2 separate regions of the Homo sapiens genome follow, and region 2 is linked to region 1. A link is a contact called in ENCODE Hi-C or POLR2A ChIA-PET data. All regions are on one chromosome and are shown on one strand. The core of a region is the stretch at or near the end of the contact, and the rest is flanking DNA. Distances in the headings are between cores, read along the strand shown.

Region 1 (3,224 bases), core at 113-2,612:
GAACAGAAGAGGCTGACAGCCAGAGTGAAAAACTTTATTAACAACAGGTTTCAACGAGAAAGCAAATGAATACCCCTAGAAACATGGACAGCATCTCCCCCAGCAGCAGGCAGGGGAAGGGAGGCAGGAGGGGTAAGCCTAGGGTGTTCCCTAGGAAAGGGCCAGGTTCCCTCTATCCAGCTGGGGGCACCGAGACGGCCTCATTCAGGGAAGTCCAGGATGGCAGCTGAAGGCAGCAGGTTTAGCAGCCAAAGCCCAGGCCTAGTGGATAGACAGGGTCCAAAATGTGACCCTTCTAGGCTGGTATCACCATGGGGGCGTCATGGGCTGAGGATTCTGCAGATAGGACATCACCACGGCAGAGATGGACAGCCTGAGACAGGAGAGAGGTGTCAGTCTAGGATGGCCAGGCTGGGGTCCCCCCACCCCTTACTCAAGAGTCACTTGTTCTGTAGGGCAAGTCTCACATGAAGCTACTCATCATTTGCTTCGTGTCCTCCGAGCTCCGAGAGTTGGCAAAGCTGATGAAGGAGCAGTAGACAGCGACCCAAGCACACCACTTCAGCTAGGGAAAGGTAAGTGGGTGGGCAGGTTAGTGAAAGGCACAACAATGAGTCCCCGAAGCCACCTTTCCAGACACCAGATCATGCCCACTGATTCCATCTGATGCAGCTGGGACCTTGCCCCACCCGGAATTCCTCAGTCCCACCTGCTCATGGCATACTCTAGATACGTGGTTTCTAGTCCTACTGTCTGGCCTGCGTCTCTCAGGACCAAGAGAGACTCTGACATCCCACATGCTTAAGACCCTGCCCTTTTTCCACAACTCCTCTCCAAGTTGCTTCAAAGCCTGGCCCCACTCGCAGACCAATCTGCCACATCCCCAACCTGACTCGAATCCTTGACTTCACCAAAGACTGGGGCTTTCTCGGCCCAGCGTCATCGCAGCCCCACTCCCGGCCGATCTCAGGTCCCGCCCCATCAGCAATGACAAGACACCCCGCTTCATTCCAAACCCGCCCCCGGGCCTCGTTCTCAGGTCCAACTACACCCATAGAAGCTCAACCCCGCCCACCTTAAGCATGAGGCCGCACATGCTGAAGATCATGCCCAGCAGGTTCATGTAGTCCGGCGTCGGGTCGTCCAAGGCCGGGTTACATTCGCTCGGCGGGGGCTTGTACCTGCGACAGGCTCGAGGGTCAGGGGCGCTCAGGTCCTGCCCCCGGGATAGACAGGCGCTTCCCAGGGCCCCGATCCACACCCACAACCCGAACCCGTGCCCACGACGCTGGGGTCCTCACCTCAGCACTTTGTTCGGCCTCCGTGGGTCCGACATATTGTTAGTGGACATAGCGAGTCGAAGGCCAGATCACGCCTCTTCCGCTGCAGGAATCGCAGCTTCCGGCGTGCAAGCTGAGGGCGGATTTTAGAGTAACACCCGAGGCCCTCGCATTTCCGTTCCTCATGACAGAGGCTTGGACTCCCCTTACCCAGAGAACGGAGATTTAGGAGAAGCCAGAAGTCTTCCTTTCAAAGGGAAAATGGGGAAAAGAACCTGAAAGCGGGCTTCAATAGTTCCAACCCGATCACCGAAATGCCAAAATGATGAACCCGGAAGTGATAAACAGGAAGTAGGTCAGGAAGAACAATAATAAGGTTACACCCAAGCGTGGGTTTCTAAGGCGCGGAATTTTCCGTACAGACCGATTTAAGGCTGCAAGGAAGGAGTCCTGGGAGCATGGCTTTCCCTGAGCCAAAGCCGCGGCCTCCAGAGCTGCCGCAGAAACGGTTGAAGACGCTGGACTGCGGGCAGGGGGCAGTGCGAGCCGTACGATTTAATGGTGAGCGCCTTCGTCTTCATTCCGGGTCCTCCTCCCGCCTCCTGAGATCGACGGCCCAGTAACCCCCGCCTGGTGTTCCCCAGTGGATGGCAATTACTGCCTGACGTGCGGCAGTGACAAGACGCTGAAGCTGTGGAACCCGCTTCGGGGGACGCTGCTGCGGACGTACAGCGGCCACGGCTACGAGGTGCTGGATGCGGCCGGGTGAGCCGGGGACCAGGCTGGGATGGGAGCGCTGAGGCTGGGATCCGAGGTCGATGCTGATCCTCCTCCTCCTTTACTCCAGCTCCTTTGACAACAGTAGTCTCTGCTCCGGCGGCGGGGACAAGGCGGTGGTTCTGTGGGATGTGGCATCAGGGCAGGTCGTGCGCAAATTCCGGGGCCACGCAGGGGTGAGTGAAAGCCTGGAGACCCTCATTTGAGTGGAGGGGACCCGTATTAGCGCATAGGTGGTGACACGGCCACCCCCATTACACCGTAAGGATCCCTTCCCCAGATGACGATCCCCCACTCCGCATGCCAGGCTAGGCAGTCACCAACCCCTGTCCTTGCTGTTCCCCCAAAACCTTTCACCTCCCCTTCGCCCTTGCTTTAACCGACACTGGGAACCCTGCCTTTATCCCAGTCCTCCAAAGTCCAGCCTCCTCTGAGTGGCAATAACTTTCTCAGAAGGTGAACACGGTGCAGTTTAATGAAGAGGCCACAGTTATCCTGTCCGGTGAGTCTGGGGCCTAAGCACGGGGGCCCAGGGTGCTGCCCTCCCCCTCCAAACCTGACCTCACCATCATGCTGGCCTCACAGGCTCTATTGATTCCAGTATCCGCTGTTGGGATTGCCGCTCACGGAGGCCTGAGCCAGTGCAGACGCTGGATGAGGCCAGAGATGGCGTGTCCAGTGTGAAGGTGTCAGACCACGAGATCCTGGCAGGGTGAGTGGAGCCAGGACCTGGTCTCACCCCAGGTGCTACGGGGAATCATAGCTGCCCCCATGCTCAGATTAAAACCTACTCTCAGCTGGGCACAGTGGCACACAGCTGTAATCCCAGCTACTTGGGAGGCTGAAGTGGAAGGATCACTTGAGTCCAAGAGTTCGAGGCACCATTGCACTCCATGCTGGGTGAAAGACAGACTGTCTACAAAATAATAATAATCTGGCCGGGCACGGTGGCTCACACCTGTAATCCCAGCACTTTGGGAGGCCAAGGTGGGCAGATCACTTGAGGTCAGGAGGTTGAGATCAGCCTGGCCAACATGGTGAAACCCCGTCTCTACTAAAAATGCAAAAATTAGCCAGGTGTGGTGACGGGAGCCTGTAATCCCAGCCACTCGGGAGGCGGAGGCAGGAGAATCGCCTGAACCCGGGAGTTGGAGGTTGCAGTGAGCC
Region 2 (3,224 bases), core at 223-2,722, 270 kb after region 1:
TGGGTTTTCACCTTGTTGGCCAGGCTGGTCTCGAACTGACCTAAAATGATCTGCCCGCCTCGGCCTCCCCAAGTGCTGGGTTTACAGGCGTGAGCCACTGCGCCCGGCCACCATTTCTTTTTTTTTTTTTTAACCAGAGACCCTTGCCAAGTCATTCCCCCCACTCCACTTTATTTTCCTTTTCATTTTTTCCTTCCTCTCTTTTCTGAGTCACAACCATTAGCCAGGAAGCACCCCCTCCCCACCCTCTTTCCTGGATCCCCCTCATTCCCTCCTTCCATAGTCCACTCCCGCGCTCCCAGGTCCAGGGCTTATTTGCCCAGAGTTTGGAAAACCCCCAGCTCTCCTTCCTCCTTTCTACAGCGTGGGGGCAGGGTACTGGTGCCAGTCACGTGCCTCTGGCTTCTGAAGAAGACTCTAGACTGGGGTCGGGGGGTGGGTCCTGCCCATCTCCCTAGCATCTTATCGTCCCTACCATCTGTGTCTTTTTTCCCTCCCCAAACGGAACCCCCTGCCCTCTCGCCTGCCTATAGCCGTTTAATTGCAAAAGCCAGGCCGTTTGTGGGAGACCACAGACAGCGACCCCCTTCATTTACCGGTTGAGAGGAGGGTAAAGGGGCGGCTGCAATCTGGGTAATAACCCTATCCCCACTCCAGAAGTCACAGTCACATCGTTAAGCCTTCCTCCCCTCTTGTCCCAGGACAGCTTTAAAAACGTTAAAAGCATTTCTGCTGGGTAGCATCTGGCCAGGGTCGCCCCCTCTGTCTGCTCAGGAACGTCTGTCACTTCAGAGAGCTTAAGTGACTTGCCCCGGTCACACAGCAGCAGTCCGATAGGCTGCCAGGGCTCTAGGGGCAGAAGGAGGAGAGGGCTGGCATTCTTCCCACCGGCCCGCGTGACTGTAGCACCGGGGTGCAGCGAAGCCCCAAGGGCCCCAATCCGTGAGCTCTCTCCCATCCCAGGCAGGGGTGGGGGAGCAGCAGTGGGGTGCTGGTTCTCAAATGCAAGATAAGAGCTGGCTAAGAAAGCCTTGCCCAGCCCCTCCACCTAGAGGGAATGGGAGGGAGAGAAGCTGAGGGCAGGGTCCCGGTCCCGCGTGGAGACAGCTGCGCTCCCGCGGTTTCTTTAAACGCCCAGATGGGCAACGACGCGCGCGGACGAGGGCGGGGTTGGGTTCAGGTCTGGTCACATGACCTGGCCTGAGGTGCTCGCGGCCCCCACCCCACCAGTGGGCGTCCCCCCCACGCGTGGTCGACCATCATTGGTCGGTGGTGAGGCCAATAGAAATCGGCCATCTGGGAACCCAGCGTTCCGAGGCGCAGCCTAACATAGTGAACCGACGAAGGTCCAATGGAAAAAGACGGCCATGGGCATAGACCAATGACAAAGTGGCAGGGGCGGGCCCAAGGGCTGGGTCAGGTTGGTTTGAGAGGCGGGTGGGTATAAAAGTGCAAGGCGGGCGGCGGCGTCCGTCCGTACTGCAGAGCCGCTGCCGGAGGGTCGTTTTAAAGGGCCCGCGCGTTGCCGCCCCCTCGGCCCGCCATGCTGCTATCCGTGCCGCTGCTGCTCGGCCTCCTCGGCCTGGCCGTCGCCGAGCCTGCCGTCTACTTCAAGGAGCAGTTTCTGGACGGAGGTAACGCCTGGTCCCGCCTCGAGGCCGCCCCGACGACGCGGCCGGCCCCCGATCCTGGATCTGCGTTGTCGCCCGTAATTACCGTTTAGAGGTCCAACACGGTGGCCTCCCGGGACTAGAGCCGCGGGCGATTTCTCTTCTGCGTCCCTGGGGAGCGCGGAGGGCGTAGCGGCCTCCCGCGGCGGGAGTTAGGGTTAGCCCGAGGATCTCTGAAGGCACCCGACGTGTCAAACTAGAGGTTGGAATGGGGAGTGTCGGGGATCTCCTTTCCTGTCCCCAGCAGCTTGTGGCTCTCGGCAGATGTTTGGTGTGGGGGGGGATTAGCACAGCCGCTCTGACCTACCCCTCTAATCCCCCACTTAGACGGGTGGACTTCCCGCTGGATCGAATCCAAACACAAGTCAGATTTTGGCAAATTCGTTCTCAGTTCCGGCAAGTTCTACGGTGACGAGGAGAAAGATAAAGGTAAGAGCCTAGGAGTGGGTGCTCAGATCCGGGAGGACTTCCTGGCAGAAGTCCTTGTCTGTACACACACAGCCGGGACAGTCCCCTTGGAGGAGGACAGGTGGAGGAAGTGGGGGAGTCTTCTCTATTCTCTAAGTCGAGGGTCCTCGCGAGTCAAGGCCCAACGGTGACCTCACTACCGTCCCGTCTCAGGTTTGCAGACAAGCCAGGATGCACGCTTTTATGCTCTGTCGGCCAGTTTCGAGCCTTTCAGCAACAAAGGCCAGACGCTGGTGGTGCAGTTCACGGTGAAACATGAGCAGAACATCGACTGTGGGGGCGGCTATGTGAAGCTGTTTCCTAATAGTTTGGACCAGACAGACATGCACGGAGACTCAGAATACAACATCATGTTTGGTGAGGGCCTGCTTCCTGGTGCTGATCTCTGTCCCATTAGTTAGAGGGAGACCCAGACCCCATTGACTTTCTTAATAATGATTTTTTTTGGAAGGGGAGCTAAAAGAATAAGTCCCAGCAACAATTTATTGCATTATGATCGCAGATCTAGGCTGTTAATTTAATTTGCGTGTTTGTATATAGTTATTTCCCAATCTTACTAATGAGGATTTTGAGTTCTAGAGCACTGATTTTTTTTTTTTCTCCTTTAAACTTAAGGCTCCACCCACAGCCCATTCAGGACAGAATCAGGGTCTGAGTTTCTCTTCTCAGCCTTGACAGACCCGAGTTGAAGAACCAGGTCTTCCTTTTATAAAGAGGGGTGAGAGCCTCGAGATGATGGGTAGTCTCTGACTCTTAACTGGATCTGCTTCACACCTAGGTCCCGACATCTGTGGCCCTGGCACCAAGAAGGTTCATGTCATCTTCAACTACAAGGGCAAGAACGTGCTGATCAACAAGGACATCCGTTGCAAGGTGTGCCTGGGGGTGGTGGCAAATGGCTGTCATGGGGAGATTCAGAGGTCAGCCTCATTGGGGGGTGGCCCCCGCTCACCTTCTTCCTTCTTCAGGATGATGAGTTTACACACCTGTACACACTGATTGTGCGGCCAGACAACACCTATGAGGTGAAGATTGACAACAGCCAGGTGGAGTCCGGCTCCTTGGAAGACGATTGGGACTTCCTGC

The links. A loop is a pair of places that touch in the nucleus more often than their neighbours do. ChIA-PET counts read pairs that join two places held with the same protein, here RNA polymerase II (POLR2A). Pooled maps may share reads with other maps.
Region 2: a loop to region 1 is called in a map of CD8-positive, alpha-beta T cell, with 6 times the contacts of the local background. The contact joins the promoter of CALR here to the promoter of WDR83OS in region 1. A Hi-C loop is called at or near these places in 1 of 168 maps with a recorded cell type or tissue (CD8-positive, alpha-beta T cell) and 6 of 50 pooled maps. POLR2A ChIA-PET finds 5 or more read pairs at or near these places in 6 of 52 experiments (AG04450, BJ, CD8-positive, alpha-beta memory T cell and 3 more).

Annotation. Positions count from the first base shown.
Region 1 is chr19:12,668,053-12,671,276 of GRCh38, forward strand. It overlaps WDR83OS (WD repeat domain 83 opposite strand), which reads right to left and starts at 1,363. Exons shown (of 4, transcript NM_016145.4): 1 at 1,302-1,363; 2 at 1,076-1,181; 3 at 468-565; 4 at 21-373. The coding sequence starts at 1,351. The coding sequence ends at 307. WDR83 (WD repeat domain 83) reads left to right here. Exons shown (of 11, transcript NM_001099737.3): 2 at 456-575; 3 at 1,703-1,841; 4 at 1,925-2,045; 5 at 2,128-2,233; 6 at 2,511-2,559; 7 at 2,643-2,769. The coding sequence starts at 1,739. RefSeq lists enhancers at 1,832-1,921, 2,062-2,151, 2,311-2,984.
Region 2 is chr19:12,937,137-12,940,360 of GRCh38, forward strand. CALR (calreticulin) reads left to right here and starts at 1,473. Exons shown (of 9, transcript NM_004343.4): 1 at 1,473-1,634; 2 at 1,998-2,099; 3 at 2,292-2,495; 4 at 2,917-3,011; 5 at 3,107-3,224. The coding sequence starts at 1,544. RefSeq lists enhancers at 915-1,024, 1,095-1,144, 1,771-2,520, 1,815-1,864, 2,757-3,224 and a cis regulatory region at 1,075-1,713.